Regions from separate parts of the Mus musculus genome. Here region 1 is linked to region 2. Evidence: chromatin loops called from intact Hi-C (ENCODE). Cell type or tissue: gastrocnemius. All regions are shown on one strand. Each heading gives the region's core, and the rest is flanking DNA. Links, peaks and the distances in the headings are about the cores only. Region 1 overlaps Prdm15 (PR domain containing 15). Region 2 holds the start of Zbtb21 (zinc finger and BTB domain containing 21).

Evidence for each region. Peaks named below come from ENCODE experiments on the same cell type or tissue, not always from the same donor. Only the 100,000 strongest peaks of a DNase experiment are listed, where the experiment ranks them.
Region 1: a loop joins it to region 2, with 2.4 times the contacts of the local background. A loop is called at or near these places in 2 of 42 quality-filtered maps.

The regions. Positions count from the first base shown.
Region 1 is chr16:97,798,937-97,814,733 of GRCm38, reverse strand. It overlaps Prdm15 (PR domain containing 15), which reads left to right. Exons shown (of 24, transcript NM_144789.2): 12 at 2,009-2,176; 13 at 3,583-3,677; 14 at 5,948-6,079; 15 at 6,878-7,012; 16 at 7,562-7,725; 17 at 8,180-8,259; 18 at 8,570-8,689; 19 at 10,893-11,024; 20 at 15,097-15,180; 21 at 15,505-15,680. Among named protein-coding and RNA genes, the nearest start is that of Ripk4, 43 kb to the right of the region's middle. In gastrocnemius, for the core only: a CTCF peak has its summit at 9,646 (motif pointing left); a DNase peak (open chromatin) is centred at 9,612.
Region 2 is chr16:97,953,732-97,969,528 of GRCm38, reverse strand. It overlaps Zbtb21 (zinc finger and BTB domain containing 21), which reads left to right and starts at 6,907. Exons shown (of 3, transcript NM_175428.4): 1 at 6,907-7,115; 2 at 12,629-12,771. The coding sequence starts at 12,700. In gastrocnemius, for the core only: no CTCF peak of the experiment used is centred there; DNase peaks (open chromatin) are centred at 6,292, 6,865, 7,218 and 8,703; H3K4me3 peaks cover 2,233 bases; H3K27ac peaks cover 2,821 bases.

The sequences.
Region 1 (15,797 bases), core at 6,848-11,847, 160 kb after region 2:
GCAGCCTCTTTACATGCTCATGTGCCTTTTGTGGTATGACGTTAGTAGAAAGTGCATTCTCAGAGGATTTACAGAGAGCTGGGCTGCTTCAAGTGCATAGTATTTCTGCAGCCCATGCTGTCAGGCCTTTTCTGTGTCCCCTGTACATTGGTGTCATGCTCACTGTTGGCTGTGCTCCCTTTAAACCTGAAGAGGACATTAACAGGTAGCAAGGCCCGAGTCAGAGCCCCCAAATACAGTCCTCCCCCCCCCCATCTGCTTGGGCCCAGAGCAGTCCACTCTTGTTTTCTCAGATGTCTGAGCCCCTTGCTCTTTACCATATCCTGGAGCCTGTACATATCTCCAGTGCTGCATTATGGGGTTGGGGTTGAATATCATTTCTGAGGACTGGGTTCTCATACCCAGTTATTGAGTCATCTCAGTAGACTGTAGGCGATCAGCACATAAAACAGTTGGTAGTACCAGAAGAGGCTTGTGAGGGAGAACATAGAGCCCAAGCCAGCACTGCTGCTTTCCATTGTTACTCATGTTGTTTGGAACTTATAAGGAAGAAGGCTCATATGTTCTGTTCAGAGACTCACCTGTACTGTGAACTCCTGCTTAGGAAGGAGGCCCACCTGTGCCGTAGACCTGGTTGGGGCATAGCAGAGCTGCTCTGTAATGTAGCCAAACAAACGAGAGAGAGGGTTGAATTTTATAAATAGCATTTCTTTGGGAATGTGAGTTGCATGGTAGGACAGGACACGGCCATGATGTCATTCTCATCACGTGTGTTGAGGTCACACTGCCAGGTGCAGGTCCAGTTCTCCTGAGACTCACATAGGGCTTAGTCCATGCCCTTGCAAGAGGGGCTATCCTACTGTGGGGAAAGCTATAGCGAGGCCACTGCTTTCTGTGCTGCCCTGCCCCCACATGTGGTACCCACTCGAAGGCCAAGACATAGCCCTGCCTTGTGTCTTTGTCTCATTGGAAGAAGAGAAAAGATGGCTGATTTTCTTCAGTTTTAGTTGGGTTGACCTCTAGCTAGCTACACATGGGGTCTCCTGAGTGGAGCTAGAGACTTCCTGAAGCATAGACCTCACTTGAGTAGTCCTACCAGTGGAGACTAGAGTTTTATAGGAAAACATTTGCTGAAGCTAGGGACATTCTGGCCTTTGCTCCTAAGAGAAGCAGTGGAATGCTTGTCACCTGCTGTCATATGCATCCACATCAGGATGCAGGAAAAAGCAAGGGATTCTGAGAGCTGGCCCACAAGGAAACAAGGCACTCAGTGGATGTGGAACAGAGACTGCAGGCACCAGGCAGTGGGGGGCAGGGCCAGGGCCAGATGGTAGAGTAGACTTTCAGAGGCAGGAACTACAGCTTGACTGGCTGTCTTTCAGGAAGGACTTTAAAGTGGGGGCCAGGATATGGGGATGCTGACTTCTTGTAGTGTAAATATGTATGGTTATGTGCTATGTGCTGAATAGGGGTGGAGATGGGTGTGAATGTGGTTTTGTGTGTGTGTGTGTGTGTGTGTGTGTGTGTGTGTGTGTGTGTGTGTATTTATGGGGTATGTGTTGAGTGAGTATGGAGCATGTGTCCTTTGGTGGGAGGCCTAGGCCAAGACAGCTCTTCAGAAAGATAGAGAAGTTGTGGGTGTTGCTGTAGGGGTGCTGTAAGAGATAATCAGGCAGAGAGGAGGCAGGCTAACCTGTGCAACTATGCTGGAGAAGTAGGTAGAGCATGCTGAGGACACAGACCACCTCTGGGTCTGAGGAAGCTTATAGTGCATACAGATAGAGGGAGAGGAACCTAGAGAGCTGTTGAGGCAGCCTTTCAGGTGAGGAGAGTTGACACGCCGGTATATATTTGTATGTCTAGCTGAGCACACACAGCAGATGAGCTCTGAGCCACAGTGCCCCGCTGGTTTCCTGCCTTGATTGTGCCGTTCACCCTGTTGAGACCCACATGCGGGATCCTGGTCAGGGGTAATTTACCACACCTTGTGTGTTTGTTCTCTGGACAGATGACAAGACGTTCCAATGTGAGATGTGTTTCAGATTCTTCTCCACCAACAGCAACCTCTCTAAGCACAAGAAGAAACATGGGGACAAGAAGTTTGCCTGTGAGGTCTGCAGTAAGATGTTCTACCGCAAGGATGTTATGCTGGACCACCAGAGGCGACACTTGGATGGTGAGCTTGGGGCTTGAGATCCTGCCTTCTGACCCAGTGACCCTCCTCCCAGTCGTAGGGTTCCTAGGATAGACAGTATTAACAGTGCAGTGAGCAGGGAGAAGGAGCAGTGGGGAACAGATAGGCACAGCTGGACTACTCTGTGTTAGCGTTAGACAGTTATTTGAAGTATTTCTTTAGAGAACTTTTTAATACTGTGAAGAATGCCTTTAGTGTGATGAGCTGTAAGAAAGGTCATTATGGTGTCCTGCATACGGCCAGTTCAGCCGTGTAAAGAGAATTGGAGTATGCTGGTGGGGGCCGTCAGTCTACGTGGTAGGTTATGTGAGGTCAGAGAAAGACCCAGCAGAGTCAGCTCTCTGCACACATGTGAGGCAGCAGCAAGCGTAGAATAAGAAGTGAAATGGCTACAATCAGCATTCTGATGAAGGCTCTCTTTATTTTCCTGCTAAGAGTCACAACCCCTTTGTCACTAGCATAACACTCACTGGTTAGTGTTTGAAAACACTATTTACAGAGCACATTCAGGCTATGTAGGAAGCATAACTGTTAGATACATGCACATGAGTTTGTGAAAACAAGACGAGGTCATATGCTTAGTAAGTTCCTGCACTTGGCTTCCACCATGCATCTCTCCCAGCACCCTCCCCCCCACCCCACACACACACATACTGGTTTCCCTATCGGTTTATATAGCAAGGTCTTATGAGGTCCTTAAGAGTGTACTCTGGGCCTCACCCAACCTTCTAAGAACCATATGGAAGTCACTATACCTTAGTTTTCTTGCTTGTACAGGGGAGGTGATATTTGACCCTCTTGAGCTCAATGTCATGGCTAGACCTGATCTTACCACGAGTTTCCTTCAAGCCCAACACAGAGCAGATGCTCAGAACAAAGTATGCTGTGGGCCCTGCCAGAAGCCACTGCTTTCTGTGATGAATCTAGCTGGACTAGATACACTACTCACATGTGACCTACACTATTGCTGTGGGCAGCAGCTTGCTGCTCTGGAAGCTGAGAATACCCCTAACCTCAGATCCACTTTCTTCTGTGCCTCCTAGTCCTAGAATCCTGGAATCAGCCTGTTCCCTGATGCCAAGGTTACCAGCTCTGTGTTTAGTCAGATTATATAGAAATGCCCAGAAAAGACACCTGGTTTCTCTCCTTTACTTAGAGATTGCCTGTTTCACAGGAAATTGTTTGTTTAGTTGGCTAGTTGTTTTGTTTGGTTGGTAGGTTAGTCTTGCTATGTTGCCCAAAGTAGCCCTGAACCCATGGTTTAAGCAACCCTCCACTAGCCTCTTGCATATCTGGTACCACAATGTTTCCAGCATAGTTCCCAGGCAGTTCTGGGATCTGATCTGTGTTGTGCGGCCTCACATTTCCTGTCTGGTTTGGGACTTCAGGTGTGCGGCGGGTGAAGAGAGAAGACTTGGAGGCCAGCGGGGAAAGCCTGGTTCGTTACAAGAAGGAACCTTCTGGATGCCCAGTGTGTGGCAAGGTAATGTTCTGCAGGGACTGTTGATTTTGGATGCAAAGTCCCTGTTCTCTTAAGCTCAAGGTCAGAGCTACAAGGAGAAAGCATTGTCCAGGAAGCTTATAGGCACGTTCAGCCTGCAGCATGCAGTCCTCTTGCATCCCCAGATAGCCATGAATGCAGCTTAACACAAACATGCAACATTTAAGACAGAACACATGTCCTAGTTAGGTTTCTGTCGCTGTGGTAAACGGTAACCAAAGCAACTTTAAGGGGAAAGAGTTACTTACAGTCCATCATGAAGGGGGGTCAGGGCAGGAACTCCATAAGGAACTGGAGGCAGGAAGTCGTGAAGGAGTGCTGCTTACTGGCTGGTTCTCCATGGTTTGCTCAGCTTGCTTTCTTACAGTACCAAGACAACTAACCTAGGGGTGGCACTGCCCACAGTGAGCTGGAGCCTTTTATCAGTAATTATCAAGAAAATAACCCCACAGACTTGCCTATATATAGGCCAAACTAATGAAGGTATTTTTCTCAATTGATGTTCCCTTTCCCTAGATAATGCTAGCTTGTGCCACATTAAACAGAAGACTAACCACCACAATGAGGTTTAGTTTTTGGAGTTCAGTTCTACTTGCAATTCTTAAGTGTTAACTTTGTAGACAATGCCATGTTTCAGTGTCAGAAGGTTAGATGCACCCACCAGGGCAACAGTGTTCAGTATGCACCATGTGTTTTTAACTGAAGTATCCCTCAGGTTGCACATTCAACACTTGGGTCTCTGCCACCTGGGATTGGTTTCCAGTGAATCTGCTGAGAATCTTTTTTCCTATCTGCTCTATGGGACATGCTGTCCTCCTGAGTGACTGGACCTTGTCTTCATATCTACGTTGAAGAAGGGAGATGCTCTGGAGCTTTATGCCGTCTGTGCTGGCCACCCCTGCTCAGTGTCTAGATAGTATTTTCTAAGTTAGTATTTTCTAAGGTAGGCTAAGTATTTTCATAGAGAACCCCATGGTAATCAAGGTTGGGTTGTCAATGCTAGGTATTCTCGCCTGGGTAACCTGTGCTGTTGTGTAGGTGCCTCACAGGATCTACCCTGGCCTTGGCTCGTGTCTACGGTATCTTGAGCTCCCAGCCCCTGTCCTGGCTGCCACATACACATTGTCCCATTCTTCATACATGAGCACCTACCTTCAACTAGAAATGCCATTGCTTGTTTGTTAGGCTCATCTTTGACAAGTCAGGTAACTGGAAGTACTGGTTGTGTCTCTAGAGGAATAGAAGTCATGTCCCTTACTGCACAGAGTGCACATTGGAGGATACAAGTTCTAGAAAGGGTCCTCTGTGCAAGTGCACACTAGGGATATAGGTTCTTGAGAGGCTCTTGTACATGTGACTCAGGCAGCCTCAGTTGTTGCTTAGAGAAGGAGCTACTGCTGAGCCTGTCCCAGCTACACACAGTAGCTACTGGCATGGCATAGCATTGGCACCCGAGCACCACCACACTAGGATCCCAGCCCCTCGTGACTAGCTACTCCTGACTGTGAGCGTGTAGCAGCACTGCCAGATCCAATGATGCTTTCTAGAGGAAATGAGAAACTGCTTTTGTGGTATTTTCTGGTTTCTTTCAACCCACAGAACAAGCCAAAGCCTTAGGATCAGCAGAGTAGCAAAGCCATGTGGGGCCTCTTAAACTCTGGGTTTGGGGGCCAGATGGTGCAGGGACAAGGAGGTAGAGCCTATGGCAATAGATAAGTAGGCTCTGGGGTACCTCATCTGAGGCAAGCCCTGCCATTGGATGCTCTGTGGTCTGTGGAGATCCTGGGTCCCTAGTGATGGTTGCATATCTGCTTTTTAGGTCACATCCTTCTAGCTCCAGCTCAGGGTTTATTTTGGCCTGTTAAGTGGCTCCCAGAGCACTAGTGTGGATGCATGAGTAAATCTGCATCCATTGTCTGGGCTGGAAATAGGAACATGAAGCAGTATTCAAACTGAGTTGAGTGTCTTCTTTTGTATCTATTTTGAGAAAATTGTAGGTGTATCTTCATGGCTCCTCAGTAGACTCTGTGCCGATGAGCTGTTTAAGTGCATAAGCACTCTGTTGTACTCCATTGCAGCAGAGGCTGGAAACAGCGTGTCTGTTGTGGTGTGAGTAGATGTTTAAATCACCATAAGTCTAGAACTTGCCACGTATTCTAGGCCTGGAAGTAGCTTGTCCTGTGGGCCATAGGGATCAGCTTATGTGTATGTCCAGTAACCTAGCCCTCACTGTACTGTCTCCCTGTCCCCAGGTGTTCTCCTGTCGGAGCAACATGAACAAGCACCTGCTGACCCACGGTGACAAGAAGTACACCTGCGAGATCTGTGGGCGCAAGTTCTTCCGAGTGGACGTACTCAGGGACCACATCCATGTCCACTTCAAGGTGCAGTTCCCATACAGGTGGCACTTGGGGACCTGGCTCACCCTGGGGCAGTATCTCTTAGTACATAGATGAGGCACTTACCAGCAACAGACTGAAAGTTCGAGATGAAGGTACTGGAAAGTTCACTGTCTGTTGAAGGCATCCTCGTCCATCCATCGCTCTCTTGCTGCGTCCTCACATGGTGGAGGGATGAGACTGCTAAAGGCTGTTATCCTACTTCTGGGTGTCAGACCCTGTCATTCCCCAAAGGGCCTGCTTCCTCAAGTGTCTCCTCGGGTGAAATTTTAACACATGGGCACTGGCAAGCTCTTCATACAGTCTTATACTAGCACATCTGTTTGTCCACCTGTGGGGCCTGAACAGAGATTCTTCCTGTGTGGGACCTGACAGATTACTCTTAGCTGGGCCTTTACCCCAGAACAATGGGTGTAGGGAGGGTGGCAGTCTGCTGCATCCCCGCCTTTAGGGAAAAGATGAGTAGTGCAGGAGCCCCAGGATGTGGAGAACTGGGTGTGAGGTCAGGTGGGAGAAGAACCTGTCTGAGTCAAAGGCCGAGTCCCGTGCAGTGCTGCAGCAGTCTGTGCTGTCCTCCAGGACTTTGCCTGGGCACAGGTGGGATGGTTTTGCTGGATTGGTGACTCTGAGGGCTGGTGAATGCCTGTGCCACAGAATGGTCAGGCCTAGTACCATCCCAAGGGACATAGGTGTAGCTCGCTAAGCAAACAACTCATTCCCTGAAAGTAATGACCAGCGAATCAGTTCACTGTGTTAGAGGCCGGGTTTGTGACTCCTCTGCAGGACATCGCGCTAATGGATGACCACCAGCGGGAGGAGTTCATTGGCAAAATTGGGATCTCCTCAGAGGAGAATGATGACAACTCTGATGAGAGCGCAGACTCTGAGCCACACAAGTACAGCTGCAAGAGGTGCCAGGTACTCAACACTCTGCCCCAAGCATGGCTTCCAGGGAGAAATTTGTAACCATGGAGCTGTGGGGAACTCACAGCACTGTTTTGTGCGTTTCCTCCACTGAAGAAGGTTGTTTCATATCATCTGGGCTTAGGGATGGTAACCATAGGCCTCACACCCATCCGAACCCACTTGTGGTTTGGCACACCCATAAGCAGGACTGCTTACTAGGGTAGGGCCAGTGTCTTAGGAACTGGCCTCAGTAGCCTCACTGGCCTCAGATTGAGGATGCCTTGACCCATCCCTCTCTTGATCCAGCCAGCCTGAAATGTATCTATGCTACACAAGGCAGGGTGCGTGCTTAAAGGGAGGACAATGATTGCCAAGCAGTCCATAACCTGAGTTTCCATAGCCTCTCCTGTTAAACAGCAAACTTCTGTGCATATCCCTCCACAAGCCCCCCTCTGGCATGAGTAGCTGACCCTCTTCGGGTATCTAGCTGACACGAGTGTAGGTAGTAAAGATGCCCAGGGATGCCAGAGAGTCAGCAGCCTCCACCCTGTGTTCTCACAGCTCACTTTCGGCCGTGGGAAGGAATACCTGAAGCACATCATGGAGGTGCACAAGGAGAAGGGCCACGGCTGCAGCATCTGCCACCGACGCTTCGCACTCAAGGCCACCTACCATGCCCACATGGTCATCCACCGGGAGAACCTGCCTGACCCCAACGTGCAGAAGTAAGACTCTGTGCAAGAGGGGGACTCTGCAAAGCCACAGTGCTCAGCTTAGCAGATCACAATCATTGCGTCACCTTATGCCAGATATCTGGGACACCTGCCCTTCCTCTGCACCAGCCTTCTGTACACGTCTGTCTCTTGTTTCCTCTTCTTAAGGATTAGGGTCACCATGGTGACTCCATTTTGATCTGTTCTATAAATGTCTGTCTCCACATGCAGCCACATTCTTATCTAGGACTTAAACAACAATTTGAGGGAGACAATTCAGCCCATTATAGAAGCTGAGGTCATAACACCTTTTGCCTCACCTCCATCGATAAAGGAACTTTCACACAGGCCCCTCACAGCTGAGGATACATACCCTCATAGCAGATAAGGCCTTCACAGTGAGTGAACCCCTCGGGTGATGAGCCCCTGGGGCTGTGTAGCTCCTGAGGTTTGCCTCTCCTTTCAGGTACATTCACCCCTGTGAGATCTGTGGGAGGATATTCAACAGCATTGGGAACTTGGAGCGCCACAAACTCATCCACACAGGTAAGATGCTCCTGTTGTGATGATTGGTGCTAGCTCGTCTGCCCCAGCGGCAGGATTCCCCCCATCATTCTCCCTGGCTCCATACACAGACAACCACACCTCGGATGTGTCCCCATCTCTCCAGCTTTCATCCTGGCCTCCCCTGACACTTGCAGCACATCCTTCAGATCCACCTGTGTCCACTCCAGGTCCTCAGGGCCTTCGCATGCCAAAGACTCCCATGTCTGAAAAGGCAGCCCACATAGGCTTCTTGCTGAGACCTCTTTCTGTGCGAGCTAAGGCTTTCAGACACTCCTGTGTTTGTTTATAGGTGTGAAAAGCCACGCCTGTGAGCAGTGTGGGAAGTCCTTTGCCAGGAAGGACATGCTGAAAGAGCACATGCGTGTGCATGACAACATCCGGGAGTACCTGTGCGCCGAGTGTGGGAAAGGTGGGTGTGTACCTAGAGCACCAGAAGGTCCCTCAGGGCCACAGGGTACCCTGGAGTCATAGGACACCCCAAGCCACCAGAGCAAGTTCAGCCTTGCACCCAGCTTGCTTATGATCACTAAAATTCTAGACCTGAACATAGACATAGTCTGTGCATACGGCTGAGGGGGTGGTGCTGCTAGGAGTCATGAGAGTCTTTTTGGCAAAGGAGGTTCAGGGTCCCAGATATAGAAATCTTTCTCAAAATCACATCACTTACCACAAAATCATCCACAAGGCATCTGTATCGCCTGCAGGAAAAGCTGGATGTTCCAAATTGATGACGTTCTATTGTCTAAGACAGGGTCTGTGTAGCCCAGGCTGGCCTCCTGCTCTATGACCTTGAGTACAACCTCTCTTCTCAAGCCCCTTTCTGCCCGGTTCTGCCTAGCTTTCCCTTCTCTTGCCACATACTATGTAGGTTCTCCCATCCCCCAGTCTCACTTAGAACAGAAGCCCTGTGAAACCAGGGAGTTCTGTCTAACATACCACTTGGTCTCTAGTCCCAGGCACACAAATAGTCAGAGCCATAGCAGGTATGAGAACAAATGAGTGAGTGAGTAAGACCATGAATAGGTGTTAGAACTGTGAGGGTGAGGTTTGTACCAACAGACTGCAGTCCTTTGCAAGACAGACAAGCAGTGGCAGAGGACAATACTGTGCCACTGTTTTGAGCAGAGCCTGATGTGATGGAGGCAGGGCCTGAGAGGGATTGAGAACAGTTTGGCTGAATCTCTCATCACCTGTGGTTTTTGTCCTTGGGTGGTGGGAGATATATGGCATTTTTAGTATGAGGATTAGGCAGAGGTGGGAATTAAGGTAAAATTGCTCTTCCATAGTCAGAAAGGCCTGGCACTTAGCCAGCCAGGGACTGGCAGCTGAAAGACATGGTGCGACTCCTGCGCCCTCTGCTGGCTCTAGTTTGACAGGCCCTATGGCCCAGCTGGGTTGTCTGAAGTCTCTCCACACTGAGAGACAGGTAAAGATGTAAGTGGTAACGAAATGGGACGGGGTGAGCAATTGTCCAGCTGAGTTTAGAGCTGAGAGGGGGCTTTGGGCACACTGCGCCCACTCAGTGTGACACCACTGCTGGCTTGTCTACTGGAGGGTCTAAGGACTGCACTCTGCCTGCCCTGATGTTTGAGCACTCTGGGTGTACTGCTGCTGCTAGTGACCACTGCTTTTCACCCAACTAGGTGGTGACTGGTGAGGGTGCTTCACCCTTTCCTCAACATCAGCCTGTAGTCAGTGAGATTTTGGTTGGTTTCAATGTCTAAGATTAGCATCTGGCCAGGCAGTGGTGGCACGCGCCTTTAATCCCAGCACTTGGGAGGCAGAGGCAGGCGGATTTCTTAGTTCGAGGCCAGCCTGGTCTACAGAGTGAGTTCCAGGACAGCCAGGGCCACACAGAGAAACCCTGTCTCGAAAAAAAAAAAAAAAAGAAAAAAGAAAAATACAACCAAAACCAAAAAAGTATCCATCTGGCAAGATGGCTTGGTGAATAGAGGTGCTTCCACATACGTGTAATAAGTGATTCCTGCACCCTGCAGGGTAGCAAGAACTGACTCTGGAGAATTGTCTTCTGATCTTGAATGTTAGCGCCCTCTCACACACACTCATTCATTCTCTTTCTCTCTCTCTCTCTCTCTTCCTCCCTCCTCTCTTTCTCTTTGTCTCTCTCTCTCTCTCACACACACACACTCTCTCTCTTTCTCTCTCACACACACACACATTCTCAAGACAGGGTTTCTCTGTGTAGTCTTGGCTGTTCTAGAACTCTGTAGACCAGGCTGGGCTCAAACTCACAAAGATCCATCTGCTTTTGCCTTCCGAGTGCTGGGATCAAGGCATACACTACCACTGCCCAGCTAAAAATATTTTTTTAAAGAATGGCTTTTCTTTAAAAAAAAAAAATGTAGATCTAGAGTCCTCATCTTAGTTACCATTTATGTCATCGAGATAGACATCCTGTACACATCACTACATCATCTCAGGTGCTGTTGTTGACACACTGCCATTTTAATGTCACAGTAAATCTCTAGTGGCCTTCTAAGGTGGCCTTCTAAAGATTCTGCTCATTCTGTGTCTGGGTTCAGACAGGTGCTTCAGGTGACCTGAGGCAAGTTCTGGGGAGTGTGGCACTCATACTGATCTGCCCCCTGCAGGTATGAAGACCAAGCATGCACTGCGCCACCATATGAAGCTGCACAAAGGCATCAAGGAGTATGAGTGCAAGGAATGTCACCGCAAGTTTGCACAGAAGGTCAACATGCTCAAGCACTACAAACGGCACACAGGTGTCCCAACTCTCCAAAACCAAATAGCCCTAGAGCGAGTTCCTCAGGGTTTTCTCTCTCTGTTCCTAGCCCCAAGCTTGCTATTATCCTGGCTGATGTGGGATGAGGCTGTGCATCTCAGAGCTCCCTTACTTCATGAGCACTGTAACCCTGTGTATACAAGTAAAACCCCACTGCAAATGTCTGCGCCAGAGATCTTTTATGAGTTTGCCAATGGACCCCTGGAAATCGTAGCCACTTACTGGGGCTCTCCATTTCTGCACAGGATCAAAACCCTATGGCATCATCATCAGTGTGAGTTTTTTTTCCATGTCTCTTTAGTGTTTTCCACCCCACTCTGTAGCCCTGGCTGTCCTAGAACTCACTCTGTAGACCAAGCTGGCCTCAAACTCATTAAGATTAGTTTGCCTCTGCCTCCGGAGTGCTAGGATTAAAGGTGTGCACCATTGCTACCACCCCCTACCTGGCATGTTTTTAGTTTTAATAATAGTCATTCTAACTAGGGTGAGCTGGCTCCTCATTGGAGTGTTGGTTTTCTTTTTCTTTCTTTTTTCTTTTTTTTTTTTTTTCATAGTGAAAATTTTATTTTCAATTATCTGGTGTCAGTCAAGGATGCCCACATATCAGCTCTCTCAAGGTGGCTGTTAGGAGCTCCATTAGTGCTTTCAAAGTCAGCATTCCCCCTGAAGTTAGTGTTGGTTTTCATTTCCGTGGTGACTGATGGTAATGAGCAGTTTTCTTATATTTGTGTCTATTATAATCATTTCTGATTTTTAGCTTGGATTGCTTGTTTCTAAAATGTTGGCTTGTTATACATTATTCATATTAACTAATAGATGACTGGCTGACAGGTGTCTTCTCCCATTCTGTCCATTGTCTCCTCACTCTGAGCTGGTATTGTATTTAAGGTATTATACCAAGGTATTATATTTAATCTTTGATCCGTTCTAAGTTGTTTTTTTTTTGTAGAGGTTAGAATCAAGCTTGAAGCTTCAGCATGTAGACATCCATTTTCCATGTCACCATTTTTGAAAGTTGGCTGTACATGCATGGCTTTATCTTAGGCTCTATTTTGTGGGTGTGTGTGTTTGTTTCTAATGTTAGTACTGTCATGGTTTTGTACTTAGGACTCTTTAGTGTCAGGTCATTTCTGTTATTTCTGCCAGGCTTTCATTCAAACTTCTGCCAGGCTTTCATTCAAACTTCAGGATTGTGTTTCTGATTCTGTAAAGAAGTCTTGGGTGGCCGGGCAGTGGTGGCGCACACCTTTAATCCCAGCACTTGGGAGGCAGAGGCAGGCGGATTTCTGAGTTCAAGGACAGCCAGGGCTGCACAGAGAAACCCCGTGTCGGACAACCAAAAAAAAAAAAAAAAAAAAAAAAAAGGAAGTCGTCTTGGGTGTATTGGTGTATTGCACTGAACCTGTAAATCCCTGTGTTGAGTCAACATTTTAACAGTATTCATTCTTTTTTTTTTTTTTTTTTTTTTTTTTTGGTTATTCGAGACAGGGTTTCTCTATCCCTGGCTGTCCTGGAACTCACTTTGTAGACCAGGCTGGCCTCGAACTCAGAAATCCACCTGCCTCTACCTCCCAAGTGCTGGGATTAAAGGTGTGCACCACCACCGCCCAGGCTATGGATGTGAAACATCTCTGCAGTTTTTGGTGCTGCAGTGGTTTTTATCATGTTTATAATTTTCATTGTAGGAACATTTCACTGATTTCATTATATTCTAGGTATTTGTTTCTTATTAGCTAGTGTGACTGGAATTGCTTACATGATTTTTTAATTGAATATTTTGTTTACATTTCAAATGTTATCCCCTTTCCTGGTTTCCCCTCTGCAAAACCCCATCCCATCCCCCCTTACCCTGCTTCTATGAGGGTGCTCCCCCACCCAGCCACCCACCTACCCACTCCTGCCTCATTGCCCTAGCATTCCTTTACACTGGGACATCATGTCTTCACAGGACCAAGGACTTCCCCTCCCACTGATGCCAGATAAGGCACCTTCAGTTCTTCCCCTACTCCTCTATTGGGGTCCCTGTGCTCAGTCCGATGGTTGGCTGTGAGCATCCACATCTGTATTGGTCAGGATGCTTTCATGATTTTTAATTTAAAATACACTTTAAGGCAGGAGGTGGTGCTGTACACTGTTAATCCCAGCACTCAGGAAGCAGGCAGATCTCTGAGTTTGAGGTCAGCCTGGTCTACAGGGTGTGTTTCTGGACATACAGGGCTACAGAGAGAAACACTGTCTCCAAAAATCAAAACATCAACAAATAGAGTATACTTTAATGAAAAGACTTCCTTTTAATTAAAAGTGACTTTTGTAATCTGAAGCTGTGGTGGCCGCAGACTTTACAACCTGCTCCCCAGGCTTCAGCCACCAGTACTGTAACACCCCAGTGCTCCTGAGGCACATGATGGACATGTTCTCTCTGTTGGAAAGCCTGGTGGCAGCGTCAGGGGCTGGACTCTTGGCTACATTAAGTTTACTACTACCTGAAGGGATCTTGTGAATTTGAGGGGTTTGCTCTTCCACAAGTCCCAGCATCTCTATTGTCTCCTTTCCCCAGTGTGGACATAGTGTGTGGTTTGTGTGTGTGCCTATGAGAGATCACATGCCTTCTGTCATGCTCTGTTGTGTGGAAACTGGAACACAGACAGAATCCCTGTCCTGAGCCTGGTAGCTCTTCTCTTTAAAAGCATTTGCTAAGTGTCCAGCCTGAACTTCCCTACTTTATCTCAGGATTTTCTTTTTTAATTTAGTGTGTATTTACTGTACAAAATGACAGAGTTCACAACATTTTTATACATGCAGATGATGTATGTTTTCATGATTTTTTCCCCAGCAGATATTGTTGATGTATAATTTTTATTTCAAGAGGTTGGCCTTGAACTCCTTCTGTAACTAAAGATGATCTGTAACTATTGATTTCCCCATCTCTGCTGTCTGAGATTACAGATGTACACTGCCACACCTGGTTTATGCGGTGCACAGGGTCAGACTCAGAGCTTTGTGCATGCCAGATGGACACTATTCTCACTGAGCCACATCCTAAGCCTTCAGTTCTTTCAATGTACATTTTTGTGTGTTGGGTTTTTTGTGTTAGGTAATTCTCCTCATTATCAGTTCATAAGATCTTAGGAGAGTCTTCAGGCTTTCTCACATGGAGACCTGCTGTGTACAAATAGGGATAATTTGACTTCTACTCTCCCTGCATTTTTGTTTTTTGTTTCTCTCTTGCATAATCGCTGTGCTAAAACTTGAGGTGCTATCTTGAGGAACAAGCATGGGCACCAATACCTCATCTTCTTTCAGGCTGTAGTAGAGCCTGCTTCAGTGCCTGCCTTTGGTACAATGCTGGCTGTGGATTTGCCATGCGTAGCCTCACGCTGAGGTATGATCCTTCTGCACCTGCTTTGTTAATGCTTTATTTTGAAAGGACATTTGATTTTATCACGTACTTTTCTGCATCGACTTGAGATGATCATGTGAGGTTTTGGCCCTTCATCATGTTGATGTACCATGTCACATTTGTCAATCTGCATAGATTGAACCGTCCTTGCGACCTGGGATGATTCTGCTTGATTATGCTCATCCTGTGTGTGTGCCGGTCAATGGTGAGAGATCCCAGGTTCTTCATGTATCCACAGAAGCTCTGCTGTCTCTCATAGAGACATTCCCACTCTTGCCTTGGGTCCTGGTTTTCTGTTGACATTTAGTCTCTTACATCATGTCTTAGAAGCTACATGAGGCTTTTTGAGGCTAAGTAGGTGAATTATCCTCCTTACAGAAACTGTTGCTGTCTTCATCCTTGGGTTCTCCTCTCTACATCTGTGTTCTTAGGCCTTCACAAATCTCATCATTTTAAAAAATATGAATAAAGGCCTAAATTTGAGGTCACAGTTTTCTGGGAACATTTTGGAATAAATACTGATTCTTTTGATTAATTTACCATTACCCTGAGGTACTAAAAATCCTGAAGCATAAAGAGACTGAGATGTTCTGTGTACACTTACACTGAAAAGTCACTAAGCTTATGATCTCAAATATGATTTCTCCTGCAGGAATTAAAGACTTCATGTGTGAATTGTGTGGGAAGACATTCAGTGAGAGGAACACAATGGAGACACACAAGCTCATCCACACAGGTAACTTGAGTCTCAAGGATGGTCCAGGCTGTGCAAGTGTACAGAGATGAGAACACCTGCTCTGTTTCATAAACACTTGCAGAATAGGACCGTCATGGTCATGTCATGTCCCACTATGCCTTTCCAGTGTCCATTCTTCAAGGACCATGAGTAATTGTTCCTGCTAGTCTTGGGCCAGTGGTATCCCCTGGTCTGACCAGGTGATGGCTATCTCTAGAGTAGAAGAGGTTATGGTAGATGCTTGGCATGGAAGATGAATGAAGCGTTAGTAGCTCTCTATTAACTGGCATTTCTCTTTTCTACCCCATTTACTTGTGTGAGAAGTAGGCAAGCAGTGGACTTGTTCCGTGTGTGACAAGAAGTACGTCACAGAGTACATGCTTCAGAAACACGTCCAGCTCACTCATGACAAGGTGGAAGCACAGAGTTGCCAACTATGTGGCACCAAAGTGTCAACCCGGGCCTCCATGAGCAGACATATGCGACGCAAGCACCCCGAGGTTAGCCTGGTGGGGACCCATTCCCAGATCTCCGTAGCATGGCCTGGCCCTACTGTGGGCACTTGAGACACCTTTGTCCTGATACAATGTGAGTTTAAGGTAGAGCCCTATTCTTAA
Region 2 (15,797 bases), core at 6,158-11,157:
TAGCAGTGTTCTCCTGTATTTCTTTAAGTGAGTTATTAAAGTCCTTCTTGATGTCCTCTACCATCATCATGAGATATGCTTTTAAATCTGGGTCTAGCTTTTCGGTTGTGTTGGGGTGCCCAGGACTAGGTGGGGTGGGAGTGCTGCGTTCTGATGATGGTGAGTGGTCTTGATTTCTGTTAGTAGGATTCTTACGTTTGCTTTTCGCCATCTGGTATTCTCTGGAGCTAGTTGTTATAGTTGTCTCTGGTTAGAGCTTGTTCCTCAGGTGATTAGGTTAGCCTCTATCAGCAGACCTGGGAGACTAGCTCTATCCTTAGTTTCAGTGGTCAGAGTACTCTCTGCAGGTAAGCTCTCCTCTTGCAGGGAAGGTGCCCAGATATCTGGTGTTTGAACCTGCCTCCTGGCAGAAGTTGTGTTCCACTCACTATAGGTTTTAAGATCCAGTGGAGGGTCCTGTGTGGGTCCTTGCAGGTGTCTGGAGACTGCCCGGGCCAGGGACCCTGGTGCTGCAGTGGACCAGAAGGGACTTGTGCCCCGGATCAGGCCGGGTTCTCTGCTTCCTTAATTAATGCAGTCTCAGGTCCTGTGAGATTGGATTGGAGCATGCGCTGTGTTCCACTCACCAGAGGTCTTAGGATCCCGTGGCGGATCCTGTGTGGGTCCTTGCGGGTGTCCGGAGACTCCCTTTTATACTATAATCTAAAAGTGCCTACAAAAGAAAACTGGAAGCTGGGCTCTCATCTCTTCTTAAACTCACTCATTTAAAACCCAAACTATCTAGAGTTCCTTGATAATTTTCTTTTCTGTAAATAAGTGTTCCCCTGGGTTCTATGACCCATTCCACCAGTCACACCTTAGGACTTGGGTGTGGAACCCCAATGTATAAGCAGTCACCAGAACTTGGGGCTTGTAATTGATTGACAGTGGGAGGCAATTTAGGGGCTACAATCCTTAACCTCAGGAATTGAATGCTAGTCCCAGGTAAATGGTGTTCAAATTAGAGAATTATAGATGGTATCCACTGCTCTAACCAATATGGAAATAATGCTGATCTCCTAAAGGGATGTGTGTCCCACTTTTAGGCTGTCAGACTACTGAAACTATTGTCCCCAAGAAACTGGAATTTCCTCAGGAGTCTCCTGCTGAGATGGAAAAGCATGAAGCCTGGGACAGACAAGAGGTACAGATTTCACACAGTTCTGACAACTTGTCAGACCATCTTGCAGGAGCTGAGACAATAATGATGGGTCAATGAGTTAGGATCATACCTTGATCATAACTGCTCAGCTATGCATACCTTTGTCTACTTATACCTAAGCCTGTTCAGACTCTAAAGGTGTGTGTGTGTGTGTGTGTGTGTGTGTGTTTTCACTGCACCTCTTTCTTCCTCCTTCTACTACAATGACACTGAATAAATTTCCTTTCTACACTTTCCTCTTTAATTGGATTTGGAGAACATGCAGCCAAAGTCAGCTGTTAGTGCAGTCAGAGCCCAGCTCTGACAATGAAAATTCCAATAATATTGCCACAGCCTGGCTTCTGTGATATTTCAGGGAGATTGACAACTCCTGTCCCAAACTGTGGTCAGATTGGATAAGATTGGAGTGGCAAAACTAATGTGAGTATTTATTTCCTGCAGCTGGATCATCACGATGATCACTCTTGTCCACTAGTGGTGAAGGAAGAATTGAGCATTGACAGGAAAGCAGGTTTTACCAAGAGGCCAAGTCTTGTTCCTTCTGCAGTCATGACACATGCTTGTAGCATCTCACTGTAAAACCCTAGCTGATTTTTATAAGGGAAAAAAATCTTGGGATTTCCAGTATTATTAGGATATTCTAGACTTCTAGACAACAGTGTGTCAAATGGATTCAGCATGCAAACTTTGTAGAACCAGAAATGATGTCATCATGGTTTCTGCTCAACAGGCATCTCTTCCTAACAATTTCCAAAGTGCAGAGACATTCATGGCTATTAGCTCGCCTCAGTAACTAAGTGAGAAAGGGGCATTCATCTATTTTTGAAGTCACCCAGGTGGTAAATGATAATGAAGTGGTTAAATCATATGTGCATAAACATGTACATAAAGGCAGAGTTGGAGATCCTCTGCAATATTGGGGTGTCCATCTTTTTGACCTACTGGCCCAGAATATCTGATAGACTTTCTTGTGATGCAGGAATTACAAAAGACTAGCTTACTTTGTCCTGGCAAAATTTGGCAGTTGGCTTCCTTTGTGTCCTGCTTGTCCACAGCTTGGATGGCATGCTGTCAGCAGAGGACGACGGCAAGGGCAGTTTTTTGCCCAATGACTATCTTTGCACATTTGAAGCAAACTCCATATGGGTTTTTTTTTTTTTTTGATACCCATCATCTTTGAAGTAGTATGAGGGTGCTGCCAGGAGCAAACATATCTCATTGTCAAGCCTTTTATTATTAAAACATCTTTAAATGCTGTATTCTATAGATCTCTAAAGTGTTTAAAGATCATACCCTATAATTCCTATCTATTTCAGTATATTTGAATAGTCAAATGTTGTTTGTTTCTAGCTATTTACTATTTGATTAACTTTGAAAATGTCTACAGGAGGCTAAATATAGTTTATTTTTATAATTAACTAAGCTAGTACCTAACAAGACTACAACCAGCAACCTGTCATGTCTATAGTTTTAGAAGCTGCTTGCTCTACACTTCCTGCTTCCTTAGGTAATATCCTTCTCAGGTCACTGATGGGGTTAAAGACTAAGTAGATATAGTCTCATAGTTAAGGTCTAAAAATATATTTATAGGTTGATAAATACAAGTTATGAGAAAAAGTGACTTAGATACAGAACTTTGAACTCACCAAGTAGAATAGATAGTAAATTATGTTCTCCAAAGTTGCTAAATACAAATGGACTGGGCATTATGAATGCAAATCTTACCTGAAAGTTTTCATAATTGTTTGTATTGTATGGAAAAACACTTTTATTGGATTAAAAGGGGGCAATAGTGGATGCCATTCAGAATCTGTGTGGGGAGGTGAACTTCCTGGAGATGGTCCACTCTACTGGGAGATTTTCCATATTGTTTAGATGAGTCAATGATTTTACAGAATGCCTGATTTTATTTAAATAGTCTTAGGAAGTTAGGGTACTTGATTAAAACTTTAAGGAAATGTTTGTTGGAATTAATTATTTTAACTTCTAAAGTTAGAATTAATTAAATATATTAATACAGTTAGAAGTAAGAGTAGAATGTGGACCCTATCTTGTAGAATAGTGAGGGCTGCATAGGTTAAAAATGGCATACAGTAAGCTTTCAACAATTGCATGTATGTAATTGTACTAGGAAGAGAAAAATAGGCTTGGGACAAATTAATGCTCAAAGAAAACATTTCATTCTAGGTTAGGTCTGTGTCTTGGGGTTTTATCGCTGTGAAGAGACACTATGATCAAGACAACTCTTATAAAGGAAAACATTTATTTGGGGCTGGCTTACAGTTTCACAGGTACAGTCCATTATCATCATGGCTGGAAGTATGGCACTATGCAGGCAGAAATGGTGCTGGAGGAGGAGCTGAAAGTTCTATATCTTGATCTGAAGGCAGCCAGAAGGAGTCTGTCTTCTACAGGCAGCCAGGAGGAGAATCTCTTCCACAAAGGATAGAGCTTAAGCAAAGGAAACCTCAAAGCCCACCCCTATAGTGACACACTTCTAACAAGGCCATACCTACTCCAACAAGGCCACACCTCCTAATACTGCTAGTGGGCCAAGCATTCAAACACATGAGTCTGGGGCGGGGAAGAGGGGGCGGCAAACCTATTCAAACCAGCACAGTTTGAGTTCCTGGATTTCATGATCTAGGGATGTGGTCACAGGTGCACCATGAAAAGGCAAAGCTATGAATAAAGAGCAAATAATTTTATTGTGACTATAAAAACAGAGAATAGATGATTAGCCAGTTTAGCTGAACAAGATTTCAAAAAGAAAATGTAAGGTAGATGATCTGTTTCTTGGTAAATAAAATCGTCAACTAAGCATAGGGAAAAAAACTTGCTTAAACGTTGTTAAACAATGACAAAAGCATTATTGCTTTGTGATTACCATGAATTATAGATGGGAAATGTTTAGTTAGGTATGAGATTCAAAAGAAGAATACACAATCAATAATTCTGTTGTAATTTCCTTTGCGTGATGATTTTAATCTGTTCTTGAAGAGTATGTCCTTGTGGTGACTGGTTTTGGAGAATACATAACTTGTGGCTATGAGGTAATTGTTTTCTTACACAGATAACTTTGTCTTAGATGGTATAAAAAGGCTAAAAGAAAAAATAAAGTTGTTGGAGCCTGCTTGTTAAAGCTTTGCTCCATCTACCAAATGTGCGTGAATGTGTATGAATGTAGGAATATATGTTTGGTATGTATGTATGTATGTTGTGTGTATGTATGTATATGTGTGACATTGTTAGAGTTTGCTCATTGAAGCTTGCTTCATCCACCAAGTAGGTGTGAGTGTGCGCCTGCTTTACATTATCACCAACCCCACATCCCCTCCTTAGATCGATGACCACACTGTCAGAGTTGGTCTTCCACACACAGCCAGGCATGAAGCCTATGGGGGACAAATTCAAAGGCACATACAGGTGGCAATAGACAAACCCCACAAAAGGCACTAATGAGCACAGAGGTGTAGCATCAACCCTAGAATAAAGTTGAAGTGACAGGAAGAGCATAGAAGCAACAGAATCCCAGAGCAATTACAGATGACAGGACAAGGTAGAAGATACAGGGTAGCTCCAGTGAGGAATCAACATACCTGAAGCCCAGAGGTGAGTTGAGAAGGGTAACAAGCAAGGTTTGCTTTCACAGATGGGGGTCAAGCTATTAAGTCATCACAGGATGAAGTTCAATTCTCCCCTAAAAACAATGGAGAACCTAGTGTTCACACTGGAGTAAGGTAGCATTTTAAGACTTATCTTAAAATAAGATAAGTCTCCACCCTGGTTGCAAAGCCAGGGTGGAGTAAAACCTGGAGGCTGGAAGAGCAGTTAGAAAGTTTTGTGTGTGCACATGGGTGTGGGCACACACACTTAAAGTGACTGTACTGCCAGAGTATCTTCCCTGGCATAGATGAGGTAGCACAGAGTAACAGGACCAGCAAGACCACAGACCTCAGAAACGCAAAGTAAGACCACAGACCTCAGAAATGAAAAGTGTGTGGATGGGCAGGTAGCAAAGGAAATAATACAGGAAGCCACGAAGGTGCAAACCAGGGGCAGGAAGTCCAGGGCAAAGTGGCACAGCACTGTCACTGAGTTAGAAGAAGGAACCAATAATATATCATAAGCCAGAGGTGTATGAAAGATCCAAAGGTTTCTGTTGTATTTGGCAGTTAGGTCAGATTCAGAGAACTGGCAACCTTGTTTGAACATGGAGACACCAGAGTACAGGCAGCATGCACTGCAGATACAGCAACTGAGCTGGCAAACAGTTGGAGGGAGGTTGCTTTGCACTCCATGTGGTTAAACAAAACAAAACAAAACAAAACAAAACAAAACAAAACAAACGAATCTGGCTTCTCTCTGGGCCATAGGCTCTGCAGCTCCATACTGATTTTCTGCATGTAAAAAAGAGGCCCAATGGTGTGTGGTCCTCTCAAATCCCTCTTTACAAGACCACTTCTTGCTTAACTGCCATACAGTTCAAATACAAATACATTAAAAACAAACAAACAAATAAACAAACCAAAAAAAAAAAAAACCCTTGAATGATTGCAGAAGAGAACTTTCAGTGTGAAATTCTAAAGGGCATAGTCTTGAAATGAAAAAAAAAACTAAATACTCAGAGTTATTCATTTGGAGTCTGTCCCCCCCCCCAATGGATCTACCTATTGCAAGATTCCTTTCTCCACATATCCCTCACACACTTCATAATGCTGTTTCACCTTGATTCACGTAGTTAAAACCCACCTTCAGAAGCATACTTGAAAACCACACACTTCTTGAAACATAGAACACCTAATTTAAGATCTAGGCTTTTGTTTTGTTTTTGTTTTTGTTTTTGGAGACAGGGTTTCTCTGTAGTCCTGGAACTCACTCTGTAGACCAGGCTGGCCCTCGAACTCAGAAATCTGCCTGACTCTTCCTCCCAAGTGCTGGGATTAAAGGCGTGCGCCACCATTGCCCGGCGGATCTAGGCATTTTTAAAGTCTGTTACAGAAATTTCACTTGTTGAGACTGTCTGCTGCTATGTTCCAGGCTCTAGAAAACTTCCGTGGCCTAGAGACCCTTTCTTCACAGCTGGAATTTGTAGTTTGGCATTTGTTACCCAGCTGCCTGGTTTTGGCGTACAGTCATCTGACAAATGGCATTGTAATTTTCATGCAAAGAGGCTAAAAGAGAACTGGTGTTGCAGGGAAAAAGGTTAATCGTTCTTTGTCTTTTGTTTTGAAATGAGCCAGGGCCTCACTCTGTAGTTCAGAATAGTTAACGGGAAATCTGCCTCAGTGTCCTGGATGATGGGATTCCTTGCATGCACCACCCTTCCCAGCTTCAACACCATTTTAAAAGGGTAAGGTTTGGATATGTGTTTGAAAAAGCCACAGAGCGAATAAGGGGAACCTGGGAACCCAACTTGTTCACTGCCGCTTTCTCCAGGAGGAAGAAATGGAGATGAGCTATTTTCCCGATAGCTCCACATTCCGCATTCAGGGGCTTTCCGCGACCACATGCGTACCCTGGGGGCGTCCCTACGCTCTGCTGCTCGTGCCCGCGCCTCACCGGAGAGGCACCAACGCGCCGGACCCAACGCGGCCGCGCTCCCGCAGGCCCGCCCTCGGCCCGCCCCCAGCCGCCCGGCACCCAATCCCAGCGCCACGCACGTGACGAGCGCTGCTTGCGATGACCTCATCCCTGGTGTGGGATGACGTCAAATTCAAGATGGATGGAATCACAGCGGCAGTGGAGGCTGCGGGTTGCGCGAGCCGAGTGTGAGCGGAAAGGGGCTTGGCGCCTGCCCCAGGGCTGAAGAGCGGTGAGTAACCGTCACGCTCCGCGCCCTAGGAGGACGTCGGGCCCGGTCGGGGACTACGGCCTCTCCGCAAAACGCGGCCTTTCCTGACGTAACTCTGAGGTGATTTCTCTTCTTTTTTTCCTCCACCAGTGGGTTGCGGGCGTCGGGCCCTTTTACGCGTGCGCGGGGCCGCGGTCCTCACCGAGCATGCCCAGACTCCCACGTAGTCGAGCGTGTCCAAGCACTGCGCATGCTCTCTGCCCGCATTTGGCCTCGCCCTCGCTCCTACGCATGCTCAGCCTCCAGGCCGCTGAGCTGCTCACCCTGGCCCGGGCGGCCTGAGTAGCCGCGGTGTGCGTCTGGGGTGCTGGCCACAGCATAGCCGTTGAGACGCCGCTGCGGGTTAGGGCGCGCTCTCTGGGGCGGGCGGGCGGCGCGCGCTCGCGCGGGGCTGGGAAACTGGCGGGCGGTGGCGGCGGCGGCGGCACCCACACCTGCAGCGGCTGGAACGTGACAGCCTGGCAGCCAGCACCTCTGGGGCCACCTCGTTTGCCCATGCACACCCTATCGGACCCCTCACCCCCACCCTCGGGCCCAAGGCTTTTCTTAGGAGAAAGACCCTCTTTCGGGGACATAGCACGGAAGACCTCCCTGCAGCTCACATCTTGGCCGGGGTCTCCCCCATCTCCCTGGCTTGGTTATTTGGAGCACCTTTGAGTGCTTCCTCTGCAGAGACTGCACCTTGTAATCAAAGAACCATGCACATATGTGCCCCCGAGGCTCTGGGTTCTGGAGAACCGCACACTACAGAACGTGTACAGAGAGCCTTAAACAGGTACTCCCTAAGGTTGCCCGACACAGGGGTGGTGTTGGGGGACACTGAGCCGCCCTTTGAAGCTTGGCATTTTTTTGTGTGTTGCATGAACTCCAATCGCTTCTACATCTTTGGACATCTATCTGTGTTACAGCATAGTCTGGTGATTGTTCATCAGCATGACCCTGAGTCATAAGTTCCTGGGTTTGTTTCATGGTCCTCCCACCTTGTTTCAGAGGCTGAAAGTAGGTTAATCCATGTTAGTGTTTCCACTGAAAACCTTCCTCCACTTCTAGTGATTAATCATTACCCTTAACCTTACCCCTAAATATTGACGTTAAAGTAGAAATTTGGCTTACGTAAAAATGACTCTTTAATTCAGCCGATGCACTTAACAGCATAGTGTTTTCATTTAGTATTTATTGAAAGTATAGGGAGTGTCATTCTTAGGAAATAGAAATTGTTAATAGAAACTCTCCCTTGAGGAACTGACAGTATTGTGTGGTGGAGAATATTAGATATGACAACAGCAACAAAAGAAGTAGCGTAGAGGTCTCTAGACAAGGAGATAACTGAGAAGCCATTTTAGTTGTCCCAGTACTAGAGCTTAAAGGGCTGGATTTACAAGTATCAGAGATTGGCCAAAGGGCAAAGGAAAGAATAATTTTCTGCCAGAGGAGATATGGCTGGCATCATCCAACCTAAGAAGGTGATGATTGAAGACAAACAGGTGTGAAAGTGTGGATCACAGGTGCCATGTAGGACAAGTGACTTCACTGAGATGGATCTCTTTAGAAGGAAGGGGGTGGGGCCTGAAGAAGTCTGAGCAGAGATACAGATGGAGTCAGTCCAATTGTTAATATAGTCACAAAAGCTCAGGAAAGGCTGAGAAAACGCCCCCATGCTGGGTTCTACAGACTCTGGAGAGATAAAGATCAACAAGTCCAATCCCCAAGTCTAGTGAGCTTTCTTTATGTGGTAGATACCTGCTAAGTCCTATGCTAGGAATTCACAACTGAAAACAAGGGCTTTTTGGGAGAGCATGTGGGGTGTTGTGAGGGAGCCACATATAAACCTGATGCATTGAGATCACCACGGGGTCATTGCAGAGCGGTGAAGTGTTGCTGTTGGCAAGTTACAAAAGCTTTATAGTTCCCTCTGAATCCTTCTGTACAAAGTGGCCAAGTAAAGGAGAGATAAAAGACACGTTAGGGTTTCAGAAACTGGAAGTGCAGATTTGTGGGTTAGATGGTAAGGAGTGCCACTGTCTTAGTTTGGATTTTATTGCTGTAAAGAAATACCATGACCAAGGCAACTTTTATAAAGGAAAACATTTAATTGGGGCTGTTTTTTTGTTTCAGAGGTTTAGTCTATTATAATCATGGTGGGAAGCATGGAAGCATTCAGGCATACATGGTAATGAAGGAGGAGCTGAGAATTCTACATCTTAATCTGAAGTCAGCAGAAGGGTACTGTGTCCACACTGGGCATCGCTAGAGCATAGGAGACCTCACTGCATCCACAGTGACACACTCCAAGGAGGCCACACCTATTCTAACAAGGCCATATCTCCTAATAATATAACTCCCTATGAGTTCACTCATGTGAATCTATTGGGGCCAGGCCTATTCAAACTACCACAGCCATCCAGGTTTGGTACAGAGGTGAGTTGATATCAGTCAGAGAAGTCTTGTATGCTAGTCTGTAGTTTGGGTTTTTCTAGAGAAATAATTTAGGGGAAAAACCCCTGTAGTCTAAAACAGGTCAGTAAAGTGGCCAGCTTTATTTAGAGTAAGCAGTCAAAAAGCTTCATTTCTACTCCTTAATTTAAATTGGAGTAGGGAGTGAAAAATAATCACATATGTATTGTGTAAGATCTCAATTTGGGCATCATGAGGAGTGCCAAAAGTAATATATTGGACTTTAAAGAGCTTGCAGTCCTGGCGGGACACACAGCCAACTAGCATATGCCAGGGAATAAGCATAATGTGTTGATTGGTGTACCTGCTCTGTGTGATAACTGTTGTGCCTACTGTTGGCAGTAGGCATTTGCTTTTTGCCTTTTTGACAAGAGACTCCAACCCATGTTGGCCTTGAACTCATAATCCTCCTGCCTCAGTCTGTCAAGAACTGGCACTATAGACATGTGCTACATGATGTATTTTGCTTACTTGTTCTAAGCTTAAGTAAGTTTAGGACTGTGTTTGTTTAGTTGGCCTGCTTTAATTTAGTATACAGACTCAGTGACCTAAATAATAGAAACTTATTTTTTCACAGTTATAGAAGCTGGAAATTGGAGATGAAAGTGGTGTTGGTAGGCCAGGTCTCTACTGTACTTCTTCCCTTGGCTTGCAGATAGCGTCCTTGTGTGTCCTCATAGGATCTTCCCTCCATGTTTGTCTCTGATCTAATGTCTTTGTTCAGAGACATCACTCTTTTTTTTTTGGATTAAGACACATTTTAACTTAATTAGCTGTGTCTTAAAGACCTCAGCTCCAAATATGATTCCTTTGTAAGGTACAGAAGTTAGGACTTCCAACAAACAAACTAGGATGTTGACTGGGAGTGTTTAGCCCTAAAGGAGTCCTTAAGGATTAGAACTTGATCTGCGCTGCAAAAGGGGTTTGGCAAAATCTGGACGGTTCAGATTGAGTAGTGGAGGAGGTCAGATGGGCAGGTTGTGTCTCAGGAACAGAAACAGGAAAAAGCCACAGTAGGTAACTAAAGAATTTTAAGAGTAGTTTGAATAAAGGAGTCTGTAGAGGCTTTTTTTTTAATAGGTTTTATATTTAGCCTGTTCTGTTTTAACTAAGATAGTCAGGACTATAACTTCATTCAGTATTATATCAAGGTGGTTCCTAAGCTCCCTCTGCACTGCTGGGAACTACACCAGCTCTTACACCTCTGTCTCCATGAAGACATTTAAGACATTGAAACTGAATTTTGGGGTTTCCTTATCTCTAGACAACAGGGCTTTTTCTGTTCTGAATATCCCTGTGTAAAAAATGTAATTATCAGCCTGGTCTACAGAGTGAGTTCCAGGACAGCCAGGGCTACACAGTAAAACCCTGTCTCAAAAAAAAAAAAAATGTAATTAACACCCCTCAGATATATTTAACCATGCCTTGCACTTGTAGAGGGCCAGTGAGCAAGCTGCATTCATGGAAGATAGTGTATGCTGGGGCACTAATGGAAGCCTTTCTTGAGGAATCTAGCATATGAAAGACAAACATGAAAGATTAGGACAAGAGCAAGAAGCATGCAGAAATAAGGCAGAACAGAAACTGACTGGTTAAAAAGGGGATTTATTTTAAAAAATAAAATGAAAAATACATGATCTCTTGAGGCTCGAGGAAAAGCTTAAACATCAAGAAAAAAACAAAACAAAACAAAACAAAAAAAACCCTGGGCCAGGAATGACAAAACCAAACCACTTACAGGAATGTACAAGTCAGGCACTAGAGCATGAGCTCTCAGACCACACTGAGATCAGTCATTCGGCTCCACTCAACTGTTGCCTTTGTCTTCGCAGGAACCATAATCTAGGGAGAAAGTTTCTAGTTGGCCTGGTCTTGGGTGTATTCCTACAACCATCAGGTTGCACTTGCTAGGCAAGAATATTCTTCCAGACCAATGCAGAGGGTTTCTGCAGAAGAAGCAATGGCTGCTGAGTGGCCAGAACAGACCAACAGAAGCTGCTTGTTTGCAGCATAGCTAAGAGCCTAAACTATGTTACAGTGGAGCCATCCTCCTGACTGAGGCTGATAATCTACCCTTGAACCAAATTTGAACTAGAGAGAGGGAGGCTGAAATGTGTTGAAATGCAGTACAGTAACCTGACACCATGAAGTATTCCCCTAAGCCTGTCTGGCTTTGAAACCAGAGGCACTTTAGATAATTTCAGGATGTCTGCAGTGTTACCAGGTGAGTGATGATAACACTGAAGCTCAGCCAGCCTCCTGTCACCATGTAGTAAAATCATGTAGAGAGTGAGAGCTTGGGGATGAGGGGTGTGTGTGTGTGTATGTATGTGTGTGTATGTGTGTGTGTGTTTAAATGTTGGATGTTGATGTTCACATGCATCCCTCTAGTTCCTGGGTTATGTTAGGCTTATGTAAGTATTCTTCAACATTGCAGAGGGGCAGTATTCCCAGAGCTTAGCCTTAGGTTAGTAAAGGGACATTTCCCACAGAGCTATTAGTGTGCATTTTTGGACTAGTCCCAGAGCCTAGCTCTTTTGTAAAGATCTTTTGCTATGGCACCAGTCTTTTAAATTGAAATAGGGGAGATCGATTTGAATCCTTGCACTTCCTCACCTTCCCTTTATAGTATCCTGTTGAGTTTCTGACTGTGTGCTTCCCTTTCTTATGAATCTGTCTCCAGAATACTCTATTCCAAAATTGCCCACCTTCCTTAAACTTCAAAGTCCTTATTCCAAGTAGCATAAGGATGGAAATGCTTGGGTTGAATTAATTTATGTTAAGATACAGCTGTCTCACCTCAGCATCTAGTATGTCATAGGCATTAGTGTGATGGCATGAAGTAATTTTATTGAGTCCAGCTGTGAGGAGCTTTAGGGTCCTTATAGGGAGTTGACTTGAGGCCAGGGCAAACTTCAAAAGATTTTAAGCCTGGGCCATATAAAATTTCTGGAAGTTATGAGTCTTTGGCTTTAACATCAATATGAAGTAAATCCCAAGCCTTTCCTTATTCCCACCAGTCACTCACTCTTCCACCCTACCACCTCCTGACCACATTGATAGCCTTCTGGTGTTCTTCCACACTCTATGCCTTCTTTATCACATTGTTGTCTGCCCAGTCACAGGAATGTGAGGTGCAGGAGAACAGGAAGCCAGCCAACGAGCTCACCTCCCACCATCAGCACCTCTTATGATGCACAGTGTACAGCGGGCTCACAAACACTCGGGAGAGGAAGAGAGAAGAAAGATGTGTGCTTGCCAGGTGGGATTTGCTCTGTAGACTGGGCTTTTCACAAGTTGCCTTGTTTATGTCTCATGTGATTTACACATGGTATAGGTAGGGCTAGCACTGATCAGGCAAGGACACTACTGTTCAGAAAGGATGAGCAGTCCTGTTAAGATTATATTCCTGATAGGTGGCAGTAGACTGAAGACTTCCCCATGGATAGCTGTCTGCCATGAGCTTTCACCATCACAATTTTCTCCATTCTCCCCCTTTTAAATCTTCAGAAAACATTAAGTAAAACCATCTTGGAGAGTTTGGGAAGGTATTTATAGGAAGATCCAAGTAATAAGGAAGTCAGCCTGTTTCAGAATCTTTTTTTAGGGGAGTTTGTCTCGGCTGCTCTTTCCAGGCTTTTCTGCCATGATTGATTGATGGGATTTCTACATAATGAGTCAGGTGGAGATGAGCAAGCCAGGGACAGTGATAGCTTCATGGTATGTACATGAGATTTGTTGCTGCTGTTGAGTGATAGTGAATTCATACAGGACAGAGTCTGCTACTCTTTAACACTCACTGAGAAAGTACACCCAGCAGCACAACTGCTGTTGTGAGGGCTAAGCAGCTGAGATGTCAAAGGGTCAGGTCTGAGAAGTCAGGTCTGGAGGATTCATCTGCACTTCCACAGCCACAGTGTGCTGAATTGCCAGACAACACTCCGCAGCTCTGCTTTTCTCTTTGTTTGATCTCTCAAGCAGTGTCTATACTTTAGTTGCTAAACTCAATAAGCAGTTACACTTACTGTAATCAAAATGCAAGAATTCAAATAGTCCTTGTTTTTAGGTAGACCAGGACTAGAGCCATTGCTTTCAAGTCCTCATAATTGACTTAAAGTGTAAAAGCAACCCGTAAGTAGAGGTGAATCCATGCCACTTGGCCTTCTCTCCAGTCTCTGTAGAGACTGTAGAAATGGGTGTCACTCTTCTGCTTATAATCTGCAGTGTCTTCATTTTGATTACCTAAGCCCTTAGGGTGATGACAGTTCCCAGGATGACTCTTGCTCTCGTTTGTGGTGCTGCGCATACTCCTTGCAGCTCCTCTCACCTTTCCTGCCTGACTCTTCCCCAAGCTTTGTTCCCTCGTCTGCCTTTCACCTGGTGCTAGTGGCTGTCACTTGTACTGCATCTCCTATGATATCCATAGACATTTCTCTGTATCTACATAATGTATATTGTCAACAGATTGTTGTGTGCTATTCCTGTGCAAGACTAAACTTCAGGAACTAGGCTGTGGTTAGTAGAGTTTTAGTACATTCTAGGTGGATCATAGCTTACATCTGTATTTTTGGGTCGTCTTGGTGTCTTGGTTTTTCTCTCAAAAGTAGAGCCTGATACAATGGTCTAGATGTAGATGTTTGGGCAGAGATTCCAGGAAGCTCAAAAAAGGAAATAAAAAGATGTGCACAAAGGAAGATTGATGAATTGTCACTCGCTGTAGAGTGTCAGAACTGAGTCCCTTAGAAAAGGAGAGTTAGGGAAGCAGTCTCATTTCTCTGTCAGATCCATCTCAAAGGCCATCCTTTTCCCTGTCCTGTCAGATCTTTGTTGACTCTTCCCATTGTTCTGTAGTTACTTCATTAGAAAACTCAGTGGCTCTGCCTCAATGACAACCCCATGCTACTGCTATCATGACAGTAGACTCCTCCTATGCCCTTTGCTTTGTCATCTGCAAAGAAGCCAGAACTGTTATAATTAAGACATAACTCAGGTTTTTTGCTTATGGTCCCTCCAGTGGCTACCTATTTCCTACAGAGTAAAACCCCCTCACAGCTACCCAGCCTTATAGTCTGACTCCTGAGATGGTCTTGTCCATGACTCCCCCCTCTCGGCTCCAGTTTTATATCACACTAGTATTTACCTCTGCTGTGTTGTCTTTTCTTCAAAATCCCCAGGCTCATGCCCTGCTTTCTTGAGTCTTCCCAAATGTACTTCCATGACCAGATTAATGGACGGTAGGTAGATACTGTTTGTAGGAGCTGAGTGAGTGATGGGATAATCATCCCATTTGCCCCTCAGCAGTGTTGTGTGGAAGTTGTCACTGCCTCTGTTTGCTGTGCAGGGAAAAGACTAGGGCTCAGAGTGACTGACTAGCCAAAAACACATGTGACTCTTACCTCCCAGAAAACTGCTTTTACAACTCAACTGAATGCATGCTTCCACATAGGGATATGTCTGTCTGTAACTGAAACAGGTTTCCCAAGCCCTTGCCACATTTAGTACTTTCTCACATTTTCTCTTTTTGTGCTTTATCTGTTTTTTTTTTTTATTGCTGTTTTCACATCATTAAATTGAGTTTAAAAACAAGAACTACTTGACAAATATCTGCCCAATCATTACTTCTGGTCTGCTGTTTCCCCTATGTCAACATCTTCAGAAATTCTCAGTGCTACAGACGGCTAATGCATGGCTGAATCAGCCTTGAGATAGTCTTAGTTCAGTGCTTTTCTGCTGACCCTTGTAAAAGATGAGCTGTGTCTTTACACAGATGTATGGTTCCTATAGTGAACTGGGAGTGAGTGAGAAATAGAAATGGCTAGAATAAAAAAAGGATCTCATCCAAGCCCTTGTTACAACTGTAAAAGAGCTGCATGTCACTGTTAAAGGAAGACAGGCAAGTGAAGGAAAACCTGGTGGGTGCTAGCTTCATTTCTTGGGGCAGAGCTGAAAGGCCAGTGGCAGAGCCACACCCCTGTCTGCATCTTGCACTCTGTTCTCTCTGAAAGCCAAAGAGCATAGTCTCCAAGTGACTAGTAAAGGCTGACCCTGGAGAGCTGGGAGCTCTGGACTTGTTGACTTGCATCTGGTGCTGAGAATGGTTCTCAGTAGCAGTCTCTTTCTAGACTAATCTATCAAAGATGTATCTAGTCACTGTGGATACATTCTAATAGTTAAAAAAAAATAGTGTCTGATTCTTTCTGTCTCTGCCCAGCCCACCTGTATGTACACACACACACACACACACACACACTCTCTCACACACACTGTGGTGCTGGTAATGAGATTCAG